Regions from separate parts of the Mus musculus genome. Here all the other regions are linked to region 1. The links are chromatin loops, found by intact Hi-C in ENCODE. Cell type or tissue: left cerebral cortex. All regions are shown on one strand. Links, peaks and the distances in the headings refer to the core of each region. The heading gives the core; the rest is flanking DNA.

Region 1 (9,941 bases), core at 2,740-5,239:
TGGTAATAATTAATACCTGGGCTGTAAAAGCAGTCTGCATGTTGAGGTGTGAGAATTATAAAACCTTGCTGAGAGACTGAAATGCAAAAAAAGGTTTATGATAATTGGTTGAATGTCGGCTTGCCACAGATTAGAGTCGCCGGAGTCTGGAACTGTCCTGGTTGCCTTATTGGTATGGGAAGACCCATCTCTAAATATGGGCATCACTTCCTGGCACAAGGAAGGTCACTGGCCTGGCTTGGCCTTCCGCACATGCTGGATGATAGACCCTACTGCTGTTGCCGAGTCTTCATGGATACCAGAACCAGCAGTTCCCGGCTTCTGTCATCGACTGAGCACCAGCGGCTCTCCAGGAATCCTGTAGGTGTGCAGGACCAGGTTGGATCTGCCAAGGCACCTAGCCTCAGGGACCGAGCATCACTATTGTAACACTAGCTGATTGACTAAATCATTTAATTCATGTAGACAATCGATGAACAGATTCACTGATTAATTTGCTTGGTTGATTCTTTTCTTCTAGAGAGCCCTAATACAAGGCTTGAAAAATAACCCCATGTGTTTTCTTATAACTTACAATTATAGCTGTGGTATAGTGGTGCATGCCTGCAGTTTCAGCTTCCTGGACGCAGACAAGAGTATCTCCAGAAGTTTGGGGTCAGCCTGTGCAACAGTGTGGAACATAGTTTCAAAAACAATGACAAAAATTATCATTAAAATACATGTGCCTGCTTTGGTTTTTTTTTTTAAATAAAAGCTCAAATTTGTCTCTAATGAGAAATAATGAATTAAAGAGAATAATTGTGCAAGGCCTCAAATAAGCATGCTAACTGCCATACTTCCCCAACTTTGAATGCCCTGAAGTAGTAGGCCTACCAGACATAGGTGGAAGAGGGTACTAGCATCTTCCACTCACTCTTACATGGAGAGTCTGCATCTCACCTGGATATCCCTGCAGACCCCAGACTTAGTACATTCCCCAGAATCATCATCTTTCCCCATAGGAAGCAGTCACACCCATTGGTTAATCCTTAGAAGTTAATAGTCTGATATATTATGCTTTGCTGTTGAATTTCCTTTAAAACTTGCTTTATTACACAGACTTGGCTGTAGTGGTAGGGTGCTGCCCTAGCGTGCCTGAAACCCTGGATTCAGCCCTAACCCCAAACTAAAATAGACAGAAGTGTAATGCTGAGAGGGGAAACTGGAAGAGCAAGAAGAAAACAATCTGGGTACTGGTGACCCATATCTGTGGTTTTAGCCACTCAAGAGGCTGAGGCAGCAGGATCGTTGGAGCCCAGTAGTTTGAGACCAGTTGGATAACATGGTAAGACCCTGTTTCAATGGAAGAAAGAAGGGGAGGGGCTGTAGAGAGGGTTCAACTGGTCAGAGAAGACCAGTATGACAAACTTGCTTTCAGCTTCCTAAAGATTTTTCTCTGTGTGTATTAACTTGACGAGTCTCTCTCCTTTTTCATTAGTTTTCCATTTTTCAAGCCACAGCTCTCCACATCCCACACAATATAATGGTGGGTAGTTTGAAAAGGCCTTCACTTTTGAGGAATCTGTGCCCATAGCAGAAGCTGGTTGGTTGTGGGGCAAGTGAACTGTGCCACCAGACACAAGAAGTGGTAAGGTTGAGTGACCTCAAACCCCATGAAGCTCAGAACTGAGGTGTGGAGCCAGGTCCTGCCAAACTCTACCTGCTTTGGAACATGTAAATGTCACCCCACTGAGAGGACCATGGCAGCCAGCCACGTAGCATTAAAAACCTGATGTTCTCCATGCTAATGAAGTCTCTAGATAGGCCCCTAGTGTTCAGCCAATGAGCTTCCCTTCCTGGACATTCCTTCCTGCAAAAGATATTTAATCCCTAGTTCACCCTGAGTAAGGCATATGCATTCATAGTCACCATCAAATAAAGCAGTTTGAACAAGCAAGGACTGTCCCTTCATCAAAGATCGCCATGGGGGGAGGCCTTTGGCATAAAGAACTGTGCTTAAATCTCCCAAGGAAGGCTTTCTCTTCTCTTCCAGCCCCTCCACACTCTGGGCACTCACTCGGAACCAAACCAGGTTCAGTCCCCATACAGGGCTCTGCCTTCCTCTTCCTGCTTGGTTCATGAAGGTCCTGAAGGGAAGTATGGACTGAGGATCCCCGTTCCAGACTCCCAGTGGTACAGCAGTGATGCCTGTGTACACAGGAGACGGGGAGCCACAGCAGCCATCCCAGACGCCTCTGCTTCCCACCCAGGAAAACATGGCTCCCCCCATTGCAAACTGTTTTGCCTCCCCTAAGTGGCATGCCAGCCGCTCTAGGCACCCCAGCAATGAGGCAGGATGCAGCCCAACAGTTGCTAGCAATCATCCTTGACTTTCGAAGCCAGTTTCCTCAGATGTTTGTGTGATTGGAGGAAGTAGACTGTTACTTGAAAGTATTAAATGGCCTCTTTCCAACTCTGGAAGAGAGGCTGCAGTGTGGCCATTGTGCTGCAGTTAGGTCCTGGTTCAATCCCTTCTCTCCCTGAAGCCGTACCTTGGCCACTTCTTGGAGCCTGTGTCTCTGTTACTTAAATGGCCCTGAGTGGGGTCTATAGTAATTTTTGTACACCCTTCCCAGGGCGTACTTGGAATTCTAGATTTGTGTGTAAAAGTCGTTTATCCGGAAGAAATCCGAGGGACACAGGGTGAGAGCACCCATGAATTAGGTCAAAGTCAACTTAAAAGTATACCTCCCAGCAAGGTGGTAACTAAGGCCGAGGCAGAGGAAGCTCCAGTCCAGAGCCAACTGGGCTACAATAACAGGACCATGCCTCCAAAACAGGAACATCAACAAAAACGTGGTCTTTCTACTCCAACAGCAAGGATTACACACAATATTAGATGCATCCCCAGGAACATAAAAGATCTGAAAGTCACTCAGTTGAAGGTGAGCTATGCACAAATAATAATAATAATAATGATGATGATGATGATGATGATCTGTGTTTCTTAGTCACTTTTCTCCCGGCATAACAGAACACCATGACCAAGGTAACTTATAAAGGAAGTTATAATATAGTTATATATAACTTATAGTTGGAGGCTCATGGTTCATGATCATCATGGTGGGAAACATAGTGGGAGGCAGGCAGGCAGGCAGGCAGGCAGGGATGGTGCTGGGGCAGTAGCTGAGAGCTTGCACCGTGGTCTATGTGAGGCAGAGAGAAGAAAGAACACACTGAGAATAGCCTGGACTTTTGAAAACTTAAAGGCAGTCAGTCCTCTTCCAACAAGCCCACATTCCTAATCCTTCAAACAGTTCCACCAACTGGGGACCAAGCATTCTCACGTGAGCCTAGGGGGGGCCACTCTCATTCAAACCACCACAAAGTAATTTCCAATCACGTGGATCTACTCATTACACTTGAGTAGCCCTTAACGTCATCACTTATCTTGTAGCTTATGCACTGCTCTGTTTTTATATTTTACTGATTGGACCGTGCAGCTGATTGACAGCAGTTTGTCTTTTTATTATTGTTTTTGGTTGGTTGGTTGGTTGGTTTGGTTTGGTTTTCCAGACAGGGCTTCTCTGTGTAGCCCTGGCTGTCCTGGAACCTACTCTATAGACCTGACTGGCCTTGAACTCAGGTATCTGCCTGTTTTTGCCTTTGGTATGCTGGGATTAATGGTATGTGCCACCACTGACTGGTGTGATAGCAGTTACCTGTAATAACATAGCTTTCTAGAAAACTCTCAGGGATCCCCAAATTTTCAAATATAATCTGCACTTGTCCCCACAACTGTCTTTGTTGATGAAACCTTTTGCTGAAAAGTCCATTAAAATTTAATTTGCCTCTCATTTCTTGCCTGTGGTCCTGTGTTAAGAATGAAAGTGAATTGACCTTTGACATTCTTGCCTGTGTTTTGGTTTAGAGGTGTGTGTGTGTGTGTGTGTGTGTGTGTGTGTGTGTGTGTGTGTGTGTGTGTGTGTAGCAAATTTCCTCCATGTGCCACTGTGTGCCCAGGTCAAGCAAGAGCTGTCTCCAGTAATTCTCTTCCCATCTAGGGAATAGCACACACCACAGATACATGAGTTCCTTGTTAACAGCGCCATCTGGTGGCCTCCGAATAACAAGACAGCGCAGTATGGCAACTTGTGGTTGTGCAGACCGTATTCTAATACAGTAAAGCAGTTGCTTCTTGTGGCCTCATCAGCTCCCTTTCCCTGGAGCCTCCTTCCCCAGCAGCCCTTTCCCAGACTGCCCCTCACCCACTCGGCACGTTGGCTCCAGAAAGTTCAAGCTGGTCCCGTTGGCTCTGGGCCCTTCTGCCTGTAGCCTCCTGGGCAGTAGGGAAAGCTGCTAGTAGCAGCCTGGGTGGAGAAACGTGAACTTAACCTCGTGGGTTTGTGCCCGGGGCCACCTTGAACCAGGCCTGGCTGGGATTCTAGTGCTAGAAGGCCCGTGATTTACTGTCTCCCTGGGCAGCAGGTGGCCAGGGTATTTTTAGCATCTGGAGTTTTTAGGGCAAGGCTGGGGGAGGGTAGAACAGTGAGCTCCGAGGACATCGGTTCTTTCAAGGTCTGAGTTCAAAAATCTCCAGACAATGGGCCCTTCCCCTAACACTCTTGGGTTTGGGTGTAGGGTGTCCATGATAAAAGCCACGCACGCCGCCGCCGTTCATTTGCCTTTTCCATTTGTTAGGCAGTAAGTGGAAGAGAGAATGGAGTGGATTTGGGATGCCAACTTGGCAGGCATTCAAGGAAAGCCTGACTGTTGTTAGTGCCCAGCGCAGATCTGTCCCTCTTCAAAGCACTTCTGTTCGCTGTATTGTCCAGCCCTCATTAATCCCATGAACCCCAAAGACGATTATCATATTCTACCAAAGAACTTGGCAAGGAAAGCTGAGAGGTCTGCCTGGTGCCATGGGTACGGGAGGGAGGATCTGCGGCTACACTGCCACAGAGCTAGATCCTAGCTGTGTGCTCAGTGAGACTGGATTGGAACCGCTCGCTCTGCAAGAGGATTGGAACCGCTCGCTCTGCAAGAGGCGTGCTCCCCTGCCTCTTAGCTTTCTCCGGAATGGTTGGTACAGCGCTTAACATGTGCTCCTGTGAGACTGAGCACGTTAAAAACCCTCCTTAGACTGGCTTTCCTGCTTCAGCTCAAGCAGTTATTTATGGAACAGGCCCTGAGTGTATTCTATCATCATTGTCTTCCAGAGAGGGGGACATCTCAGAACAACCATAAAGGGGTGAGGGGTCAGCGACTCTCTGTTCCAGCCAGGAGAGGACCAGGGGATAGTCCTAAATCCAGGAGAGAGAATCCTCAATTATGTGAGCCCCCTTCCCCTTGCCTGACCCTCTGGGTCCCTGCATTGCCCCCAGCTGGGTTCCCCCAACATAACCATACCTGAAGAATAACCACAAGTGACATCATTCATGGAAACTGGTGGTGATGGGACCAAGAGGGGACCCACCTCCCAGAGACTTTATGGGGTTCTGGCCCAGGGGAGTCACCTTCATCATCACTTCTGTGGGCACCAAGAGGCAGAAGCTAGGCCCAGGCAGGCACTTCCCACTCCTGCTGTGTAGCCCTGAAGTATAGACACACCAGCAAGACTGAGAAACTTCTGTGCCCTCCAAGGCACTCAAAGCTGAATGCACAGAACCCAGAGTCGAACACAGATGGGCCGGACATGTTTGTTAAGTTAAGAATTGAAACCCAGAGCCAGGCGTGGTGGCACACGCCTTTAATCCCAGCACTCGGGAGGCAGAGTCAGGTGGATTTCTGAGTTCGAGGCCAGCCTGGTCTACAAAGTGAGTTCCAGGACAGCCGGGGCTATACAGAGAAACCCTGTCTCAAAAAACCAAACCAAACCAAAAAAAAAAAAAAAAAAAGAGAGAGAGAGAGAGAGAGAGACTTGAAACCCAGGACTCAGTGGTAATCAAGAGGGACTCCAGAAAGCCCTGCAGGTTACAGACACTTATTTGACACCCTCCCTTCCTCCCAGAAGTGAATGAGCCCAGGGTTGAAGACAAGGGCATTTCTCAAAGAAGTTCCAGATGACAGCCAATGTATCCCAGCTGATAGCAACCTGTTGGCAAAATGCCATATAGTATAGGTAGTGCTTATGAAACAGCGGGCCTGATCCTGAAAGAGTTTACCTCTTCCTGCTCAGACCATAGGGAGAAAGCACGAGCCTGTGATCATGTGTTGAAGGCCCTGAAGGGTCCCATTGACTACCTTGCTCACTTTGTGTTCTCTACAAAATACCTGGGTGGCTTCTACATTTCTATCCAACGGATACACTCCAAAATAGCCAACGGACAAAGATCTTGAGTTCTTATGCCAGGGTAGGAAAATAAGGTTGAGGGGAAATATAAAGGGATGAGGATAAGGTTTTTTTTTGTTTTGTTTTGTTTTGTTTGCTTGTTTGTTTTTTGTTTTTCGAGACAAGGTTTCTCTGTGTAGCCCTGGCTGTCCTGGAACTCACTCTGTAGACCAGGCTTGGCCTCAAACTCAGAAATCTGCCTGCCTCTGCCTCCCAAGTGCTGGTATCAAAGGCATGCGCCACCACTGCCCGGCGAGGATAAGGTTTTAATTGTGGGATAATCAATAGGACAGTGAATTTTAGTAACATGGAGTGAAAGCATGCTGAGTTCACAGGGCTAGGACAGAAGTTGCTGGAACCCATTGGTGGAAAGCCAGCAGCCCTTCAGAGAGGGCCATGTTAGAGAGCAGAAAATGTGAACAGGGAAATCTGGGGGTCAGGCTGAGAGATGCTCAGCATTAGGAGAACACGCGGCTTTGGTTAAGCCACTTTCTGTGGGTGTGCTGAGGATCCACGAACACGTTCCCATGCTTCTGGGACAGGCACTTTACCCACTGAGCCATCTTGCCAGCCCCCTTTGGTAGCTTCTTTGAGGAGTCTGTCCTTTGAGGAGTCAGACAAGTGGGACTTCCCGCAACTGGATGGAGAAGTGTCAGTCCCAGGAAACCCCACTAGAGGCCCACAGAACCTGAAGGGAAAGCCCTGAAGGAAGGGAGTGGGAGACAGGCGCTTCATACCCCACACCGGCTCCTTTACAGCCATCCCCATCATTTCCAGGCTGGTGGAGGGCTCTGTGGGTTTAATCTTGGTTTGGGGTGGGTCTGTGAGCATCACAGTTCTGTGAGGTCTCTGGACCCCACCTCCCTGCTGGATGGCTGCGGATTTCACAGCCAGCTGTCTCTCTTTGTAGTCCTATACGATTCCCCTCATCTTGTCTCAAACCTCACAGTATTTGTTGGCGTTGAAGCCTGAATTAGACCCCAGCAGCTGGAGAGAGTGTTCGTGATTGGTGGTGAAGGCATCAGAATACAGATCTGGGGATGCAGCACCGAGGCTGGCAGAGCGCTTGCTCAGCACCGGAACTAAACAGTAGATTCCTTTCCTGCTAATGCCAGTCACCACGCCTCCGCTAGACAGTGCTGTCAGCTCTCCGGCGCAGTGTTCTGCTCGCTATGGAGTCTTGTGCGCATGCTCAACACTGCATCCTGTCCACCCCTGACTGCCAAGTCTTTCGGTGTCTATTTCCATCCTCCTATCAAAGGCTCTGATGGGTCCTGCAGTGGGGAAAAAAATCTTGCTAGAGCCTGGAACCTGCCTCCCAGTCACCCACATCCGTCAGGGCTGCTTTACAGGTTACACGGAACCAGGACACTGGCACCTCATGAGGGTGTCACCTGCTTTGACTTGTGGCTGCCCTCTACCCCAGATGGACTGACTCCTGCTGACATGGAACTTGAGCCCATCTCTTCCTGAGCCAGCCCAGTCTGGCCCGTCTGCTCAGCCTGTACCCACTCCACACCCCACACCGGCTGCCATTCAGTCCCCACTGGTTTGCTATGGCTGCAGGGAATCAGAGTCCCTTAAATGTCCACATTTACAGCCATCATCACTGTCACTCCGCAGAGGGATGCCCTGAGGCCCTGCTCACCTTACAGCTGAGGATCCCCCTCCCCCTCCCCTCCCATCCCCCACCCCCTGCACTGTGGCTCCTAGCTTGTTACTTGGAAGAACAAGAGTTAACTCTCATCCCTCCTGTAACAGACACTTTCTTTTTCCCCTTCTCCCAAAATAGGCATCTGGTTAAATGAGTACTTAGTGTTTATGTTCTTAGGACTATGCAAATGTTGTTTACAACTGAGCTATTTAGGGTAGTGGGGTTACATTTCTCTTTAGTACAGTCCCCCCCCCCCCAGGTTATAATTTCTCTCTTTTTTCCTGCTTAGTTTTCTACCTACTTATCAATAATGCCACTCCAAACTCTATTAAAACTGAAACCTTGGGGCTGGTGAGATGGCTCAGCGGGTAAATCCTAGCAACCGCGTGGTGACTCACAACTACTCATAATGAGATCTGACGCCCTCTTCTGGTGCGTCTGAAGACAGCTACAGTGATAATAATGAGCGAGTGAGGCCAACCTGAGAGAGCAGAGGTCCTAAATTCAATTCCCAACAACCAGATGAAGGCTCACAACTATCTGTACAGCTACAGTGTGTACTCATATACATAAAATAAATAAATCTTAAAAAACTAAATACCTGAAACCTTGGACGGAGGGAGGAGGCACTTTGGGGAAATGTCACCTGAGTTAGTTGCTCGCTCTGACTTACAACCGTATCTCTTGGGATACTGAGGCGGCAGGTGCTATAGAATGGGGAGGGCTGGGGAGACAGCTGGCTCTGTGGTTAGAGCTCTGGCTACTCATCTCACTCAGTATCCAGGTTCGGTTCCCAGCACCCACATGACAGCTCACAACTCCAGTCCCACAGGGCCTGGTGCTCTCTTGTAGCCTCTGTGGGTACAAGTCATGTGTGTATAAGTCCATACATTCAAGCAAATACACATTTTAAGATACTTTTAAAAAAAAGCCAAACTGAAAATTTTACAGGTATAAGTAAGTAAGTCGGTGTTTGATAGGCTAGAAGCCTTTGAGGAGACATTAGTCCTCCTGTTTGCATCCACACTGTACTTCGGGGCTCCAAGTAGGAGTGTTCTGGAGATGCATTGGCTTCTCTAGTGTTGACTTCCGTGTACTTGATCGTAAATCCACCTTGGCTTATTCTTTTGAGGAAGTACGAAAGCCTGTGACTGTTAATCTCAAAGATGGGAGGAGAAAGATCACTGACCAAATTAATTGGCCAAATTAATTAAAGCAAACAATTAATTAAAGTAAGGTTCTTTTTTGTTTATTATCATTATTATTATTATTATTATTATTATTATTATTATTTTAATTTGGGCTACCTCTCCTGTAAGGCAGAGTTCAAGAGGTCAGCTTTGGACATGAGGAAGACAAAGTTTTTATAGCTCAAAGGTAGAAGGTTTCCAAATGGGGTATTTAGAAATAGGCGGGGTTACAGGGGCAGAACATAAGCATGACACATCAGTCATAATAACCTCCTGAAACAAAGACGCGATTCCAAGGGGGGCATAAGGTCATGGCAGCCTTTTAAAACCACGATTGGATTGTAAGATGGCTGCACTTTTCTGAAACAAAGATATGGTTATCATTTTCTGGAACAGGCAGTACAGAACCATTTGTAATTAAGGTTGGGCATAGCCCAATCCTTGAGAAACAGAGATTTAATCATAAACTGGAATAAACCTAGTTTGTGTTTACTATAAGATAGCTTTTAAGCCTAAGATGGAGGCAGGGTGGGGCACGTTCGTTATCGTATTCCTTTCTGCTCTTTGACGCTGCCGAGGAAGCATGGCTGAAGGCTCTCGTAACCCTGCCATCATGTCTAAATCAGAGGCTCCCAAGGAGCCAGAACAGCTCGGAAGCTCTTCATTGGAGGGCTGAGCTTCGAAACAACCGACCAGAGTCTGAGGAGCCATTTTGAGCAATGGGGAACACTAACCGACTGTGTGGTAACGAGAGATCCAAACACCAAGAGATCCAGGGGTTTTGGGT
Region 2 (9,941 bases), core at 4,524-7,023, 170 kb before region 1:
TGTCTGAGAGATGATTGAGTAGTACCTAGTTTGATGGCGTTTTGCACTCCTCTGTCTATGCACAAGTTGGAAGCCATACTTGGCACTGTCATTGGAACCAAGACTCTGTGGCTAGACAGGTCCTAGGCTCTAGTGGGAGACTCACTGCTATTACCTTGCTAAATGGGCAGAGTATTGGAGAAGTATAAATGACTTCTTTCTACACCTCTATTAGTGCATCTCTCAACCCTCATCAGAAAAGCTCCTTTTTGCAGAAGATGGTGATTAGCACACAGACCCACAACTGGTCAAGGTTCAGAGAGTAAGAAACTACTCCACTACCTAGCTTGAGTCAAGTATAGTTAATCAGCAAAAGTCCCCAAAATTTCCCAGAGCCTTAACCAATCACAAAGGCACCCATAATCTAGAGGCAGAACCAACCAATCAAGGGGAAGAAAGGTAAAGCCCACCCACTCCTCCACTAACAGGCTTTAAACTGACCCTGCAAAGTCCACGCTTCTGTCTTCCATCAGGATGTATGGCGGACCCCTGGATGCAGGTTCTCCGCAGAGTAAACACTCTTTGCTGTTGCAGGCTATCTGAGCCCAGGGTATCATTCTTTGAGAATCACCCTTACAGTAGGTTGACCACACTCCAGTGGAATGCCAAATATCCAAGAGTATATGGGAAGCATAGTTTGGACTTAATAGGGCTGGGGGTGAGGACAACACAAAGTTGGGCAGGTAGGGAAGAGGGTAGCCCTGAGAGGAGTTGGGGTGTGTGACTATGATTAAAATATATTCTATGCAATTCTCAAAGAATTCAAGAACTAAAACCACCAAATATTAATTCTTCTGATCTATGAGCATGAGGAGTCTTTTTATCTTCTACAGTCTTTCTCAATTTCTTTCTCCAGTGTTTTAAAGACTTTTTAAAATAAAAGTCTGACATTTCTGGCTGGGTACACTAACGCATGCCTTTGATCCCAGCACTTGGGAAGCAGAGGCAGCTAGCTCTCTATGAGTTCAGCATGGCCTACATAAATCCTGTTTCAAGACAAACAAACAATTAAAAAGGCTTTCATTTTCTTAGGTTTATTCCAAGTTGGGTCTTTTCTTTTCTTTTCTTTTTTGGTGTGGTGTGGTTTGGTTTGGTTTGGTGTGGTGTGGTGTGGTTTGGTGTGGTGTGGTGTGGTGTGGTTTGGTGTGGTGTGGTGTAGTGTGGTTTGGTTTGGTTTGGTTTGGTTTGGTTTGGTTTGGTGTGGTGTGGTTTTTTGAAGCTATAACAACTGGGATGTTTTAGTTGCTTTCTTTAATGTGCTAGTCATTGCATAGCAGGGCCCTGCACTTCATGCTTGTTACTTATCTCCGCCTCTTTTCTGAAAGTGTTCACTGTCTCTAAGGGTTTTCTGTGAGGTCTTTAGGGCCTTGTGAGGAGAATAACGTCACTGCTGATAGAGACACTTTGACGTCTTTCTCTATTATCTTCCTCCTGTTTATGTGCGTGCGTCTCTTGTCTTGGTGTTCAGCTGAGACCATGGTTTCAAGACAAGAAAGGAGGTAGCCATCCCTGTTTTGTTCTTGACTATACTGAAAATGCTTTGAGGCTTTTCTCTGCTTACTATAACGTTGGCTGTAGGCGTGTCATAATTAGCCTTTCTTATGTTGAGACATGTTCCTTCTATTCCGAGTTTCTTCAGGACTTTTATGATGAGAGGATGTTGGATTTTGTCAAAAGCTTTTTCCGTGCCTACCAAGATGGCCATCTGATTTCTATTCTTGAGGCCATTTGTGTAACTTATAACATTTATTGATTTATTGAACCATCCCTGTATCTCTCTGGGATGAAGCCAACTTGATTATGCTAAATGATCTTTTTGATGTAATCTTGAATTAGACTTGTATAATCCTTTCTTTAAATTGATAGCTAAGCCTTCCCCTAACAAGTACAAAGCTTTAATGTATACTCACGTCTTTGTATTTAATCTCCAGTGTACCCACTATTGCTATACAACTGACATGGATCCTCTTTTTTCTTTCAGATTTGCTATTCTAGGTCAAACCAATTTTGACGATATATTTGATCATCCCACTTCATACCCCCACCCTTAGTACAGTCTGTCATTCAAAACACTTCCCAATACAGCCTCTGTACAGTATGTGTTTAAGAACTTCCACATCTGGGGTATTTTGTATCATGCCCATGTTTTGAAAGTAAAAAAAGATATAAAGATAGAGGCTGGCGGTGCTAATTTCGTCTTTAATATTTTGAAAATCCGAATCAGTTGTTGTCTTAAATCAACACAACCTGGGAGCTGTGACAATGGATCAGCTGGTAAAGTGCCTGCCACGAGAGCACAAGTTCAGACTCTCAGAACCCACGGTAAAAAAAAAAAAAAAAAAAAAAAAAAAAAAAAAAACAGACATGGTGGTGAGTTCCTGCATATCCAGCCTTGGGGGTTGCACAGAGATAGGAAGATGCTGGCAGTTCCCTCATCAGCCAAACTATCTGAATAAGTAGTCTCCAGTTTCAGAGAGAGACATTGACTCAGAAAATAGATATAGAGCAAAGAGGAAACCCAACATCAACCTCTGACCTCTACACAGCCACACATGTGCGTGCACATATACTCAAATATATGTGCACACATGAATGCATACAAAAGTCCAACCTCATGAATGATCAGAGATGTGCAAATAAAGTACCTTGAGGTCCCCTCTCATTCAGTCAGCATGACAGTCATTAGGAAATGCAGGACAGATGCTGATAAAATGTAAACAGAAAGGAAGCCTTAGACACGGCCTCAGGCAACAGCCAAGCCATTGTGGAAATCATGGAAGTTCCCAAAAATCCAACCTATATGGTGCAGCCATGGCCAAAGATCTCAGAGTTAGCACTTCATGTACCGTCTCCTTGCATGCCAGTGTTGACTGCAGCACCATGCCTAACAGCTGGGCTCTGGAACCAACTGGTGCCCCACAACAGAGGAACTGATATAAAGTGAATGTGGAGAATGGAGTTACATTGTTTCAGGCAAGTGGGTACACCTGGAGGTCATCCTGTTACATGAATCCTAGCCCTTCTGAGGAACTCAAGTATGGAATGTGTCTTCTGGTTTGTAGTTCTTAGATTTTATGTCCGTATATAAAATCACATGCATATATGACACGGAAGTAGAAGGAAAACAAAAGGACACAGGGTGGGCACTATTGGGAGGAAGAGGGCAGAGAAGACAAGTGGGGAATACAGTCGCTGTATAATACAGGCAGGTGTGAAGGTGCTCTCACGTGGGGCAGTGCTGTGTACAATGAATAAATAATTACAGTTAAGAATCAGTTCCTGGCGGGCGATGGTGGCGCACGCCTTTAATCCCAGCACTTGGGAAGCAGAGGCAGGCGGATTTCTGAGTTCGAGGCCAGCCTGGTCTACAAAGTGAGTTCCAGGACAGCCAGGGCTACACAGAGAAACCCTGTCTTGAAGAAAAAAAACCAAAAACCAAAGAATCAGTTCCTATTGGTCTGACTTCTGTGCTCTTTTTGTCCTCTTCCCTTTCTCTTCTCAATCTTTCAGAATTTTCTCCTTTGGAATCTTAATTCCCCCCGCTTTGCATGCAGGCACATGGCACACGGGTAATCTCTGTACTTTGGAGACTGAGGTAGGGAGGTTGGTTGTGAATTTGAGGCCAGCCTGGGTGAAGGCGCCAGTCACCAAGCTTCAGAGCATAATCTGGAGCCACAGGACCCACATGGTGGAAGGAACAATCTGACCCCTGACCTCCCCACACTCACAGTGGCATCCAACCCCCCCCCCCAGATAAACCAATAAATAAACAAGCAGAGAATAGTCCTGGAGCAGATTATTCCTTGTTTCTTCTACAGCCTTTCTGATCTCTCACCGTTCTATAACAACAGAAATTTTTCTTCAAGAATTTCTCTTAATTTGAATTCTTCTAGTCTTTCTAGGAGGGTCATAGATGGGCGGGTAGGCAACAAAGGCAGATGTCAGCCAAGACACGAACTCACTGTTCCTTCTGCCTCACATAAAAGTAGGCTCAGAACCTCACTGTGTCTTGCTTACAAGGCATGCGACCCAAGAAGGCTGACAGCAGTGTTCTTCTCCCAAGGTCTGTGGATAAGGAGAAGAAATAATCAGACGATTGATCATCACCTCAAGCACAACCATCGAGTGTACAGTTGTGGAGCTGGTTTGATGTCCCTGTTCAGTTTTGCTGGAGTGTTATTGTTGTTGTTGTTGTTGTTGTTTTGAGACAGGGTCTCTCTCTCTCTGTAGCCTTATGTAAGTTGATGGTGAGTTACACATCCCTTGGTACTGGTTGTACAGTCTTCCCCTCCAGTGGATGCCAGGACATCTCTTCTGCCCTGAGCATCTTTTCCAGGCATCTCCTTGGCCATACTCCTCCCAACCCCTGCTGTTTCTTTCCATGCAGGTCTTTCCCCATTTGTCTTCTGTAAACACTTTTTTTCTGCTGAGTGTTGTCCTAAGTTCTCTGATTCTGACTAATGTAAGAACAGGTATGCTAGAATTTAAAAAAGGGGGGAAGGGTCCAGGGTGGTGGTACAATGCTTTTAATTCCAGAGCTGGGGGTGGGGCCAGAGGCAGATCTCTGTTAGTGTAAAGCCAGCTTGGTCTATATAGCAAGTTCCAGGCCTGGCAAGGCTCAACATAGAGAAAGCCTGTCTCAAAAAACAACAATGAAACCTGAAACAAAAAAGAAGTGTGTAGAACTGGATCCAGGTGTGGCACTCAAGACAGATGTGGTCTCCTTTCCTTGGTCTACATGACAGGAAGACATGTCTTCCTGGGTTGTGGAGGCCACTACACCACGAGATTCTTTTCTTTTTTTAATTAGGTATTTTCCTCATTTACATTTCCAATGCTATCCCAAAAGTCCCCCATATCCTCCCCATTACCCACCCACTTCCACTTTTTGGCTCTGGCGTTCCCCTGTACTGGGGCATATAAAGTTTGCAAGTCCAATGGGCCTCTCTTTCCAGTGATGGCCAACCAGGCCATCTTTTGATACATATGCAGCTAGAGTCAAGAGCTCCGGGGTACTGGTTAGTTCATAATGTTGTTCCACCTATAGGGTTGCAGATCCCTTTAGCTCCTTGGGTACTTTCTCTAGCTCCTCCATTGGGGGCCCTGTGATCCATCCAATAGCTGACTGTGAGCATCCACTTCTGTGTTGAGAGCAACTTTTCTAAACTGCTAGTTTTAATGTTGACTCCGGGTCACCAAACGAGGAACTTGTAACCACGAGTTGTCTTTGTTTGTTTTGTTTTTGTTTTTGAAACAGAGTCTCACTATGTAGCCCTGGGTGAAGCCTCTGTATGTAGACCAGCATGGCCTTGAACTCACATAGATACTCCTGCCTCCGATGTCTGGGGTTAAAGTCAAGCACCACCACACCTAGCACTGTTGGGCTGGAGAGATAGATTCAGCCTATAAAATAGTTGCCATGTAAGAGTATGAGGAGTGAGAACACTTTCAAAAGCTGGGTGAGGGGTTTCTCAGAGTCTCCTCGTGGAGACCTACACACAGTAGATTGGATACTCAGGAAATGTGGGCTAAACAAATAAGTTTTTTTTATTTTTTTTCAGGATAGCCAATGATGGTCAGTTCAGCAGCCTGAGGATCTGCGAATGGCGACAGGATCTTCGCTGCCCCCCCCCCCCAAAGGATGTCAAAGGCTTTACAGGATCTAAGTAGCCCCATTTTCCAAGCTGTTCACTAGCCTACGGTGCACTGAAACTTTCTAGTAGGCCTGGTCTAGGAAGCAGCCGGTTCCCGTGACCGGCCTCTAGGGGGCGCGCTAGCCCCAGCCCGCGCCTGCACTGTTATCTGTAGGGTGAAGCAATATAGTCACTGCCTCCAGTTTCTGCGCCCTCTGTTTCTAGAGCAGAAGGCTGTATCTTCTAAGTCCTGTTCTTCTTACCCAACGGAGTAAATGCAGGCTCATTTTAAGTAGTTGGCCTAGAGAGACACAGCTAGAGGGAATTAACCATCTGGTAGCTAAAGTGTGCAGCCTGCTGAGCAACCAAGCGGCTTTAGTCCAAGCTAAGCCAGAGCAGCCTCACCGGGTCACCTACGGGGCCAGACACAGTTCTCCTAAAGACCTAGAAAAACTACTTTATTGATTAAGTAATCCCAGGACCTCGTATATGCTAAACCCATAGTTTACCCCAACTCTCAAGAAAGGACTTTCAATATTCCCAACGTAAAGATATGACAAATGTTTCAGGTGACGGGCATGCTAACATGATCTGCCCAGTGCAGGCTTTTATCCAGCTATTACGACATTGTACTAGGCTGGGAAGACAGCTCAGAGAAAAGCGGCTTGCTGCCCACCTGCCGACCTGAGTTGTATCTTTAGAATCTTGACAGTGGAAGGAAAAAGGCTCCTATCAGTCCTCCTCTGCCACCGGCACACCACATCCACACAACAAATAAATGCAGCTTTAAAAAACCACACTGCCCCAGTACAGGGGAACGCTAGGGCCAAAAAGGGGGAGTGGGTGGGTAGGGGAGTGGGGGTGGGTGGCTATGGGGGACTTTTGGTATAGCATTGGAAATGTAAATGAGCTAAATACCTAATAAAAAATGGAAAATTAAAAAAAAATAAAAAAAATAAAAATAAAAAACCACACTGTTCAATTATATATCAATTAAAAATAAAAATTCAGGGGCTGGAGAGATGGCTCAGCAGTTAAAAGCACTGGCTGCTCTTCCAGAGCACCCAGGTTCAATGCCCAGCACCGTCGTGGCAGCTCACACGTGTTAGTTAATCTAGTTCCAGGGGATCTGATACCCTCACACAGACATACATGCAGGCAAAAAAACTAATGCGTGCAAAATAAAAAAAATCCTTAAAAAATTAAAATTAAAAATGCCAGTCATATCGACAACACGTCTTACGTAGTGCTCTATTGCTGTGAGGAAACACCATGACAAAGGCAACTTATAGGAGAAAGTATTTACTTAGAGAGAACTCCTAACAATTTCAGAGAGTTAGTCTATGACCACCAAGGCCAGGAGCTTGGAGGCAGACAGACAGGGTGCTGGAGCAGTAGCCGGGACCCCACATCTGATTCCCGAGTTTCAGGCAGAGAGAGAACATTAGGACTGCCCTGCTTTTCCGGTTTGTTTGTTTGTTTGTTTGTTTGTTTAAACCTAAAGCCCACCCCTCAGTGACACACATCCCCCAACAATGCCACATTTCCTATTCCTTTGCAAACAGTACCACTAGCTGGGGAGCAAGCATTCAAATAGATGAGCCTAAGAAGGCCATTCTCATTCAAACCACCACATCACTGGCAAAGTCTGCCTGTTTGCTGAGGAGTTAAAAGTTTTCCTCCAAGACCGGAGCTTCTGTCACTGAATTAGCTAGTATTCGGAGGCCAAGTAACATTTTCCACCTTCTCCTCCTCTTCTTCCTCCTCCTCCTCATTCCCTACCTCCACCCATACACCCCACCAACACATCAGAGTCAGGGTAACCTCACGTCGTGCTGTGGAGAGGTAGACCTACCTCCCTCTCCCCCCACCCCCAAGCTGCCACCAAGACCCAAAGCCCCGCAGAGTTTCCCTCACAGGGAGCAGCAGGCAGTGCTTATCAGGAATAGGCTTTGGTGGCCAGCCTGATCTACAGAGTGAGTTCCAGGACAGCCAGGGCTATACAGAGAAACCCTGTCTCGAAAAAACAAACAAACAAACAAACAAACAAACAAAAAGGAATAGGCTTTAAGGAGCACCGTGCTCATGCAGAGCCTGCCAATGCTTTTGGGGAACTTATGTGGTTTGCGGCAAGTTTTGCTGGTGGTGGTTTTGTTTTGTTTTGTGAGGTGAGGTGAGGTGAGGTGAGGTGAGGTGAGGTGAGGTGAGGTGAGGTGAGGTGAGGTGAGGTGAGGTGAGGGTACTGAAATAGGGTCTCACTAAGTAGCCTGAGCTGGCCTCAAACTCACAATGATCTTCCTGCCTCTTCTTCCCAAGTGCTAAGGTGACAGGTACGGGTCACCACACCCAGCTGTGTGAAGAGGTTCTGTGAAGAAGGATCAGAACACTTCTAACGGGGCAAGGGCTCAGGTCCTCTGAACAGGCCCAGTCCTGGGCCCCGGGGCAGAAGTGTTGAGCCTCTGCTTTGTAAAATCAAAATCACCCACTACTTTCTGGCTCTGCTGGTCTCTTGTCTCAAAGATCATCAGTTCTATCGCCTTGGAATGTCTCTACTATCTCTCCCGTCAGCAACAAAGTTTACAGACATAATGATGTTCATGTGCAAGTAGACTCTCCTGAGACTTCTGGGGGAGAGCCCCAGGGCTGGGCTAGCCTCTGAGCTCCCGTTGTATAGGGTAAGGGACAGACAGAGCTTCCTGCTTCTTAGGTCTTTTCAGGACCTATTCTCATAGCTTGTGGGAAGACGGCCCTCGCCAAAGGCTCAGTAAATATTAGTGTTGTGGAGGCTCAGGGTCTCTTGAAAGGTATTTGGAGATAAAACTGTGAAGGAGCAAAAATGTCTGAGAAGAGTTCTCAGGCCTTGGTCTAACTGGCTGGAGCCAGTCCTTAGCTTGGCAAGAGGTCTCCATGTCCTTGTCCCAGTTCTTAAGCTCTTTACTCTAAGCTGGGCATCCTAGCCTTGTCTGTCACAGTTGCTTGTGAAAGATCCTGGCAGAATGTAAAAGGACACAGAAGCCCTGAAATTGGCAAGATAGACGTCAGTGTTAGCAGAACTAGCTTCACTGATTTAGAAAAATAGAGGTGCACAATGCTCTGGCCACTCCTTGAACCTGTGTGTCTGCCAATGTTCTGACCAGGTGTGTGCCCATTGCTGCACCTTCATTAGACTCTTTCCTTGTACCCCTCCCATACCCATTTCTTGAGAATAGACATTGTTTAGATCTGGAAATCCCCTAATCTCCCCCTTCTCCTTTCCCCCCTGAGGGCCTATAAAAACTGGGAACTCTTTCCTCTCGAGGTCGACTCCTCTACCCCTGCGTGGGATATGAGTTGTCCCCAGAGCTCTGGCTTTCCCGAATAAAGCCTCATGTGGTTTGCAACAAGCTCGGTCTGTCGTGAGTTCTTGGGTGTCCGCTATTGTCCTGAGGCCTGAGCGAGGGGCTCCTCTCGGAGTCTTTCACTTGCAGGAGCAGAGACCACAGTATCAGCAGCAGATGACACCGAGTCAGGGGCTGTCCCTGCTGTCCCCTAGCTCTGTGCCTGTGGATAAACCCTCTGGCTCCTAAGTATTGTTCTCCTGATTGGGGAAATGAGGCCAGAGATCTCCCTCTGGGACTTGTGAGAGAGTAGCTATGGAACACCCGTGTGTGGTGTGTGAGAAAAATGCTGGGGTTTTCTTTTGTGAAAAGTATTACTTCACAAGAGGTACTTGTGGTTTTGTGGACACAGGGTCCAGTTAAGGGCGAGATCTCATCTGGCAAATTTCAAGTCGGACTGGAGAGAAGAATGCTTGGGAGGGCAATTCGCCTTTCTGCAGCAGTCGATTATAGCCAGCAGACAGCTATCAATGGGGGAAAAGCAGTTTTCCCTGGTCGGTGGTTTTTTTGTATTTTTATTTTATTTTATTTTATTTTTTATTTATTTATTTTTTAATGAGTTGGGGTTGGGATCCGGCTGCGTAGAATTTGTAATCTCAGCCTACCAAGGGCTGGAATTTCTCATATGCCTTGTCACCAGTGGGAAAGGAGTTTGAGACAGGAAGAGCTCTTAGACTGTCTCAAATACTGGCTGATTGAGGACAAAAGATGCCTCTGACTCTCTGTGGCTCATTTGACTCTGGAAGTATTTAAATCCCATTTTACCTTTATAAACTGCCATTTGCCTGTGGACCACATGGGTCTTCTCTCTATCCTAAGGCAGTCCCTCTAGGACAAATACTCCTGCCCCCTCTCCCTGTCCCCTTCTCTCTCATCTTCTATTTCCTGTTTG
Region 3 (9,359 bases), core at 3,362-5,861, 110 kb before region 1:
GGTCCTGGGTTCTATAAGAAATGGAGCAAGCAAAAAAAAAAAAAAAAAAAAAAAAAAAAGGAGCAAGCCATGAGGAGCAAGCAAGAGCAAGCCATGAGGAGCAAGCAAGCAAGTAAGCAGCTCCCCTGCATGCCCTCCTGCCTCTGGGTTCTTGTCCTGTTTGAGTTCTTGTCCTGGCATCCTTCAATGATGGATTGCAATATGGAAGCACGCACGAATAATCCTTTTCCTCGCCAGCTTGCTTTGGTTATGGTGTTTCATCACAGCAAAAGTAACCCTAACCAAGACATTGTCTTTGATGGTATAAGAAAATCCTTGAAGCTCCGCATGGTGGCACAATTTTAATCTCAGCACTAGGGAGACAATTCTTCAATCACGGTATCTTCATCTCAGGTGACTCTAGGTATGGCAAACTAGCAATAAAAACTAACCTGGATGGCATATGTCCTCTTGCTGCTCTCTTGATCTTTCCTTTCTTCCACAACAGTTTTGTGTCCTGGGTTTGGGGAGAAAATCCTGTCGACTTGAATATGAAAATGCACAAAAAGAGTAGCCGCGTCATCCCTCGGGGGATGGCAGGCCACCGATGAGTGACTTTAGTCGCTCTGTGAGCTTCATAGCAGGAGCTTTAGGTCACTCAGCACTTGCCCTGCTTGTTTGAGGGCGGAGGCTGTCATAGGGGTTGATTAAAGGATCTGCCCTTCTTGTGCCGCTGGCTGCTGGCATTCCTAACTAGAGTGCACTCTTCTTCCGGGGCTGCTCATTGAACACTTGCTCCACAATGCTCCCCCCCCCCCCCCCGCCTCAGCTTTTGATGCTGATCTGAAGGAATGCCTAAGTTGAAGTAGAACTTACATGGGTTTTATTTCTGAGCTGAACTGGGGGACAGTGGCATGAGTTTTGCCTCAGTGCTCTGAAGAATCAAATCTAGACAGCTGACAGATTCCCTCTTGTGTGAGTACAGACATTGCCAAACATGTTCCAGAATTAAATGTCAGGAATGATTTGGGAATCAAGAATCTTCAGGGTCAATTAATGGGCGTAAGCTTGGAATCTTGTCTCTCTGAGACAATTCATTTTTCTCTGATAGAAGAAATAAAAATATGTAGATATTAAATTATCATTCAATTTTAATTAACTCATTATTATTCTTAGCCTGACTCCAGACTCATTATCCTCCGGTCTCCACAACCAAAAAGCTAAAATTGCAGACCTGTACCACTATGCCCAATTTGTATGACATTTTAAACTTAGTGTGTTCCGTCCAGTAGGGTCTGCAGAGTACTGAGGGTCTGAAGATAAAGTTCAGGTCTAATTTGAATCTCAAAAGTTTAAAAAAGAGCCTGGCGTGGTGGTGCACGCCTTTAATCCCAGCTCTTGGGAGGCAGAGGCAGGTGGATTTCTGAGTTAGAGGCTAGCCTGGTCTACAGAGTAAGTTCCAGGTCAGCCAGGGCTATACAGAGAAACCCTGTCTTGAAAAACCAAAAAAAAAAAAAAAAAAAAAAAAAAGTTTTAAAAAGAATACCTTTTCTTTATATCTTCTTTAACAAGTTCACACATACAAACAATGTATCTTTATTGTAGCAACCTCCACCTCTCCCCTCTTACTCTCTCTGCAAGGACTCCAACACCTAACCCTGCTTTCTCTCTCTCTCTCTCTCTCTCTCTCTCTCTCTCTCCCTCTCCCCCTCTCTTGCTCCCCCCCTCTTCTTCCTCTTCCTCTCTTTAAAAAATCCATTTAATCCAATCAGCGCAGAAATAGCTATACAAATGTGTTCTTAATGAAATAAAACAGAAGCAGACATGGGAAGCAGAGAAACTGGGAAACACAGGAGCTAGGCGGCTGCTCTTCTGCCCCTTTCCCTCCTGGGACTCCCAGACAGTGAGATGCCATCTTCAGTTCAAGATGTGTCTTCCCTTCTCTGTACAGATCCTCACAGACACACTCAGAGGTGTGCCTTACGGATTTTCTAGGTGTTCTAAGTCCAGGCTAGTTGACAGTGAAGATTAAATGCCCACAGGGGACATTGTTCTCAGGCTGCTGACTGGGCCAGAATCCAGGTCTACACGGTGGCATTCTGAAACAGAACTTTAAGAAGTCAGGAAACTTAAATTTAAACCCTTTACAAGGAGGTACATTTGTCCGTCTGGAGTCACATTTTTATTCAAGTTTGTTAGCTTGTTCCATAGATTTTAAGTACTTCAACATGACTTTCGTTTGCTATCTTGCTTGGGGACTCACAAACATTAGAAGCCTGCACAGTTGGCATGTCAGAAAGGTCATCTTGCATAAGCCCTGAGATTCTTTCTCAAGCCTGCCACCCTTTTGGACTCATTACTCGTCTTTATCACTAGTTTCTTTTGGGAAAGAAGTGGGATGGAGGCAGCATCCATGCTGTTCTGTTTACCTGGGAATTCTAGCATTAGTGGGATGTCTTGAACTTAGGAAGCACTCGCTGAAAGGTCCTACTTGTGTGATGCTATGCTAAGAGAAGTGGCAGAGAGGATCAGGTGAGCCAACAAAGGAATACCTGCCAAATTATAATCGAAGTGGAGCAACAGCGAACATTTTTCTTTTAGTCAAGCAAGGCAATTAAGAGTGGCAAACAAAAAGTTCCACCACTGAACACTGAGCCATTATCCTTATGCCAAGTGACAGGTGAGGTTTTTTATGTACTTTTTTGTTTTGTTTTGTCTCCTTCAAATGAGTGGTCAGACCAGAATCACTGAGGGCTTGAAGTCCAGTGAAAAATGTGGACGAATTTTATTTTAAGAATGAAAGAAAAAGAAAGGAAAAGGGGGTGTGGTGTGGTGGGGTTGAAGTGGGTAAGGAGTACAATTAAAATAGTTAAAACAAACAAACAAACAAACAAAAAATAAAATAAAATACGGAGACTAAAATGCAGGTTTATGTTTTTTTTTTTTTGTTTTCGTTTTTTTTTTTCCCCGAGAAAACACTTCTGGCATTAGTAGACCATACTCCAGTAGGGCAAACATGGTCTAAATCCTTTTCTGTACTTATCAATTGACCATAACCAGCCACTCACAAAACACATTTGGGTGATAGCTTGGTCTTTCAGCTGCCAGCTCTTGACTTTCAGGTTCCTCTTCTTCTGAAGATTGTCTTAACTGAGTTCTTTATGGTATATTTCTACCAAACTCTGACCTGGCTTATTTTGATCGTATGTAGCATAACACTTCACATAAGCTTATATTGGCAGAAGATTCTTGTGGTGGTTTGAATAGGAATGGCCTCCTAGCCTCATGTGTTTGATTGCTTGGCCCATAGGGAGTGGCAGTATTAGGAGGAAATATGACACTATGGGGTGGGCATTGGGTCTCCTATGCTCAAGCTAGGTCCCTCCTGGGGCACAGTCCCTTTCTGCTGCCTGCGGACCAAGATGTAGAACTCGCAGCTCCTTCTCTAGCACTGTCTGCCTGCATACCTCCAAGCTTCCTGCCATGATGATAATAGACTGAACCTCTGAACTGTAAACCAGCTCCAATGAAATGTTTTCCTTTATAAGAGTTGCCATGATCATGGTGTCTCTTTACAGCAATAGAAACCCTAATTAAGACAATTCTGAAATGTAATAGTCTCAGATAATAATCAAATAAAGTCCACCTGCTGTAAAAACAAAAGCAAAACAAAAAACAAAACAACCAACCAACCCAAATCAACCAAAACCTGTTATTGTTCCAATGAGAAGCTAAAGGGAGATGGCAGTCTGGAGTCTGCAGCCCTAGGGTCTGATTAACTGCCTGAAGGTTACATTGTGTGTTAAGGTGGACTAAGGCATGGGGTCATAGAAAGGTAGGGCTGCCAAAGTGAAGGCTGCACAAGGATGCTTGGAGAAATCAGGGGATACTAGAACACATTTTCTTTTTTAATGAGAATTTACTAGTTACTGTTTTGATCTGACAGATTTTTGAGACCAACAATGTCTCTGTTCTCATTGAGTTTAATAGAGGTGCAAGAAGCAAGCATAAACACACACATCACACTCACATGTATTTGTGGAGTGGAAACAAGCGTGCTATTTATAAAACCGAAGCAGAGCAAAAGAACAGGGTTTGAGGGTGGCTGCTATTTGAGGAGACCCTAAAGAAGCCAAAAGCGCAAAGCACGCGTGGCCGTTCTTTTTCTAATTTTCCAAGCTGTAGGGAGCAAGGTGCGCCCCCGAAGCTCCGCCTCTCTCTCCCGATAGGCCGCAAGGTGCCATCTCCAGAGTTTCCCCGCCCACCACCCCGCCCAGAGGTGGGGCTTCGAGCCCGCGCTCAGAGAGCGCCGAGCCGAAAGCGCGCGCACAGCCCTCCCGGCATGCTTCTCGTCCTCTCACGGCGTGGCTCAGACCCGCGCCTGGCATGCTGGGAACTGTAGTTTCCGCCCTCCGCCCCGCTTCAGCGGTGGCGGTAAAAGCGACTAGGTCGGGCTCCATTTCTAGCACATGACTAGCGGCTGTGGGGAGGCCCTACGAAGGGGTGAGGGCAGGGTCACCGCGACAGCCGGCAGGCCAGCGCCCTGGCCTTCTCCGGCGCGCGCCTCTCCTCAGCGCCGCCCCCGCGCCGCGGCCACCTCGCGCTCCAGGCGTCACGGAGCGCGCGCTCCTCCCCCTTCGTCCCCTCCCGCTCGACTCGCCGCCGCCGCCGCAGGAGCAGACGCCTCCGGAGCCGCGCGCAGCCATGGCCGAGAACCCCGGCTTGGAGAACCACCGCATCAAGAGCTTCAAGAACAAGGGCCGCGATGTGGAGGCGAGTGTGCTCCGGGGCCGGCCGGGCCGGGCGGCTGGGAGGGGAGGGGCGGGGGCCGCGGCCGCTGGCTCTCGCCGGCTGGCGGTCAGTCGGAGTTGGCCGCCGCCTCGGGGCGCCGCGGCCCGGGCAGCAGCCGCCCTCTGAGCGACTAGCGCGGCACCTGGGACCACTGAGCGCTCGGCCCCGCTGCGCGGGCGCGGCCTGGCGTCGGAGGGGAAGGGATGTGGAGCCGAGGCGGGGTCCGCGGGCCGCGCGGGAGGACGGACCGGGATGCTGCCGGCCCGCGTGCCACCCGCACCGCCGGGGCCGGGCCGCGCCGCCGCTCGTGTCCGCAGCCGGTGCAGCCTCCCGCGCTGCCGCACATGGAGCCTCGGTCCCCGCGCTTACCTTGTGCGAGCCGGGCCCAGGCGGGCGGTGGCAGCCCTCAGAGGGGGGTGGGGACCAGCCGGGTAACTGACTTGTTTGAGGGTGGTGGATGGGGGAGGGTAGGATGCGCCAAGACCATTTTCTTATATTCCAGTGCGGTCCTTTGGACCAGTCTTCCCGAGCTGTTGCAGCTCATACCCCTGTGACTGCTGGCATTTAGAGCGAGCTAAAGGTGGACAATAGTTTACCATCTATTGTGTTGAAGCTTTGGGAAGGAGGTTGTGCAGACCTCTGATCTTGGGTTTTTTTTTTTGTTTGTTTGTTGTGTTTTGTTTTTTGTTTTTTTAAAGCTCGTCTTGGAGTCGAAGTGTGAATAATAGGAAAATAATTTCTTTCACCTGTTTTGCAGAAATAAATTGGATACATAAGATTCCTACGTCCTTGTATATACCACATGCCACCAAGCTAGTAGATTTTCCAAGTGGTTGCAAAACTGTAAACATTCATTGTGGTCACTCAGTTTGCTGCTACTCAGCATGTTGCCATTGTCTCATTAAGGTGACATTAGCAGCTACTATTTGCAAACTCTGCTTATTGAGGTAGCGCTAGAGGTCTCACTGCTCCTACTAAAACCAATGAAGTGTAATAGCACAAACTTCACTGGGACCCAACCTCTGGATTTGATGGGGGAAATAGTTTTAAGCCCATCCCCTTTTCTCTATTCTAATAGTAGGGAATATGATTTGTATAGTCCAATAGTTTTTGGTAAGAGGCTAGTTAGTAAATACAGGGTTTGGTTTGGCTAAGAAGCAGAGGAAGCTGGGCCATTTTTCAGGGCTACACAGTTAAGTGTGAATTGGAAAAAACCTGGGGGAATATCTGTGGAATTCCCACTTGAGTGAGACTATAGGCCTTCCATCTCTGTCCTGATCACGTGTAAGTTTCTTTTTGAAAATTACTTCCAAACAAAAGTGAAACCTAGCAAATGGAACAGCCATCAGTCTTTTTTTTTTTTTTTTTTTTGATAAGACTTAGTTTTGATCTCTTTTTACCAGTAATTTTTCTGTGTGTGTGTGTAGTCTCATCTCTCTTGCCTTTTGTTTGTTTTCTTTTTGAGACAGGGCCTTACTGCATGGCAGGCTGGTTAAGCACAGAGAATAAATCCTGCCTTGATCTCCCAAGTGCTGGGATTACAGGCATGGGCCACCACACCCTGGCCCACCAGTAATTTTTCTTGAGGCTTTTATTACTGTAAGCAAAAACTTGAATAGTTTATGTGGATACCGGTATTGCTTGTATATTCTTCCCTTCCTGAATGTTGGTGTAAGTTTTTGTCATGATTCACTTGAGTATTGTGTCCTGTTTGTTTACTGATACCTATAAGAACTTCTGCATGTAATAGACCCACAGCAGATAGTTGCTGCTTAGTAGAAGGTAACAAGTGGCTTGTGAATACAGGAAAAAGACAGTAGAGTTGCCAAGCCATTCTGTTTGATTTTATTGACAGCATTTCATTTCCAAGTCAGTACAACTAGGACATGAAATAGGCATTCAAATGGTCATTCTTTGTGGCAGACACAAAGAACTAAATATTGGTTTGCTATACCAAGAGTTTGATGCCTCATTTAATCCTTATGAGTTAAATGTGGCACTGTCCTTTACAAGAGAAAAAAATACTTTGATACAGAATTGCCATATTTCTGTAATGTGCTGGTCACATATGAGCATTCATTTGCCAAGTGACTGCTACAAGGAAAATAAGGCAGCATTCTCCTGAAGGCTGTGAGTAGAATGAGGGTTGCAGAGAGAGAGAGAGACCACTAAGATGTTCTGTTAAGAGTAACTTCATATGAGGGCTTTGAGTACAGAATGAAGCAGTGGATCTTACAGGAAGTATGCATCAAACTTGAGATGGACAGAAATACAGTCACAGGTGCGACAGAGGCATGATTACGTGAGGGGTGAATCTGAGTCTTCTAGATGGCCTCTGTCGGTCTGAGAATATGTATGCTGCGGCAAAGTGTCTCGGAAGGTTTTGCTTAGTAGGGGTATCTAAGAAATGTATTCAGAGCAAAGAGTGAGATGGTGTTCTGAGTAAACCATGGAAAAGGGTAAAGACAGAATGTATGGAGTTGGCCTGGTTGGATAGTGTTGCAAGAAGTGTTGTCTGTAAGAAGGGATTTTCCCAAAAATTAAGACTGGACATAATGGTTATAACTTGACTTAATGACTCTTCTCATCTCTTTTGCTCGTCCTCTTAATCCTCCTTCCTTCCTCATTTTTTTTTTTTTTTTTTTTTTTTTGTGTGTAAAGTTCACAGATGATAAAGTGAGCCTGCATGCACAGGTAGGAGTGGAGGAGCTAAATTATCATTGATAGTGATTGAAGCTTGGGTAAGGGAACCGGATTTTTATAGCCAACCTAGAAAGACAAGTGAAGAAGAAATGGGACTGATTTTTGTATCTCTGTACTAGACATTTTTCATGTAAGGCATTGATCCTGAAGCTTTTTCAAAAAGAAAGTTGCTTTTTTTTTTTTTTTTTTTTCTTTTTTGGTATAGAAATATTCTGCCTAGTGAATGATTCTAAAACAGACATTCAGGAAGCTGGAACCCAAGGTAACCTTGTCTTGCTTATGCACGTGGGTGTGCATAAACCTCAAGAATATGACTTTTTGTTTGTTTGTTTTTTCGGGACAGGGTTTTTTGTGTGGCCTTGGCTGTCCTGGAAGTCACTCTGTATGTAGCCCAGGCTAGCCTCTCTCACAGAGATCTGCTGGGATGAAAAGTGTGTGCCACCACTACCTAGCTAACTTTTTGTTTATTCATCCTTTTTTTTTTGGTGCATGTGGCACAGTATACTTAGGGAAGTCAGAGGACAGCTTACAGGAGTTGGTTGTTTCCTTTCTTGGGTAGGGGTCAAACTTAGGTTGCCAGGCTTGGTGGCAAGTGCGTTTACCCACTGAGCTATTTGGATGGCCTGGATAGGGCATATTTGTCAATAATTAATAACAACTAAGTAAAAAACTGTTCGTTTGAATGGGAATGACCCCCATAGACTTGTACATTTGAGTGGTTGCCCCCAGTTGGTGGAACTGTAGGAGGACTTGGAGGTGAGGCCTTGCTGGAGGAAGTTTGTAATTGTGTCACTGGGGTTGGGCTTTGAGGTTTAAAAGCCTGCACCAGGCCTAGTTACATTTTCTGCTTGCATTTTGTGAACTAGATGTGAGCTCTCAGCTACTATTATAGTGGTCGGCCAGCCTGCCTCTCTGTCTCTGCACTCTGGGCCATGATGATCATGATCTAGCCCTGAAACTGTAAGCAAGTCCCCAATTAAAAGCTTCCTTCTATAAATTGCTTTAGTCATGATGTTTCCTCACAGCAATAGAACAGCACATAAGAAACCTTCATACTTACTGAGTGTGTATGATGTTAAGTACTTATATGGATTATTTATTTGGCCACAGCCATCCTATGAAAGTAGGCACTATTACAATTCCCATTTTCAGGAGGAAACCTGAGGCCTACAACTCTTCAGTACCCCTGAATCACAACACAGTAGGGGACTGAGCCTGGACTTACATCAGAACACTATGACTCTAAACCAGAGAGAGCTCTCTTGCTCATTCTTCTCTCTTCCATGAGGGAAGCCATGGCTAGGCGTAAGTGAGGGTTAGTGAGCCAGGAAAGCAGCCAGGAAATGTTTACTGTGCCATATAATTCCCATTTTGGAGCTTTAAAATATTAATAATATATTTTATACAATATATTTGCCCTTTTTTTACTTGAAAGGTTTTATTCTTATTAGCAGAGAGTTTATTTTTTAAAACAAAACAAAAACATTTGAATTCTTGGTTTACCAATTCTGGAACATTTATCCTTTAGATTTAGTACCAAGGATAAAACACATTTTCTTTTACAATTGATTAGCATTTCCAAGATTGTTTCTTTCCCTCTGGACATTCTATTGTATTGGTAAATGGTTCTCCATGATTTCCTATACACAATTCTCTTATATACCCTGGCTGTCCTTTGAGTTGGGCTTACTCTTGTAAACTCTTCACTCAGACTCCTTCAGATGCCCCTCAACAAAGGAATGGATACAGAAAATGTGGTACATTTACACAATGGAGTACTACTCAGCTATTAAAAAGAATGAATTTATGAAATTCCTAAGCAAATGGATGGACCTGGAGGGCATCATCCTGAGTGAGGTAACCCAATCACAAAGGAACTCACACAA

What was found. Peaks named below come from ENCODE experiments on the same cell type or tissue, not always from the same donor. Only the 100,000 strongest peaks of a DNase experiment are listed, where the experiment ranks them.
Region 2: a loop joins it to region 1, with 4 times the contacts of the local background. A loop is called at or near these places in 36 of 42 quality-filtered maps.
Region 3: a loop joins it to region 1, with 3 times the contacts of the local background. A loop is called at or near these places in 11 of 42 quality-filtered maps.

What each region holds. Positions count from the first base shown.
Region 1 is chr14:61,325,637-61,335,577 of GRCm38, reverse strand. It overlaps the pseudogene Gm5461. Among named protein-coding and RNA genes, the nearest start is that of Gm25716, 12 kb to the left of the region's middle. In left cerebral cortex, for the core only: a CTCF peak has its summit at 4,134 (motif pointing left); DNase peaks (open chromatin) are centred at 4,170 and 4,792; H3K4me3 peaks cover 202 bases; H3K27ac peaks cover 698 bases.
Region 2 is chr14:61,494,266-61,504,206 of GRCm38, reverse strand. It overlaps 4930556J02Rik (RIKEN cDNA 4930556J02 gene), which reads right to left. Exons shown (of 3, transcript NR_045714.1): 3 at 3,825-4,104. Among named protein-coding and RNA genes, the nearest start is that of 4930556J02Rik, 6.5 kb to the right of the region's middle. In left cerebral cortex, for the core only: a CTCF peak has its summit at 5,807 (motif pointing right); a DNase peak (open chromatin) is centred at 5,820.
Region 3 is chr14:61,435,116-61,444,474 of GRCm38, reverse strand. Kpna3 (karyopherin (importin) alpha 3) reads left to right here and starts at 4,528. Exons shown (of 17, transcript NM_008466.5): 1 at 4,528-4,752. The coding sequence starts at 4,684. In left cerebral cortex, for the core only: CTCF peaks have their summits at 4,182, 4,384 and 5,719; DNase peaks (open chromatin) are centred at 4,370, 4,921, 5,163 and 5,809; H3K4me3 peaks cover 2,036 bases; H3K27ac peaks cover 1,565 bases.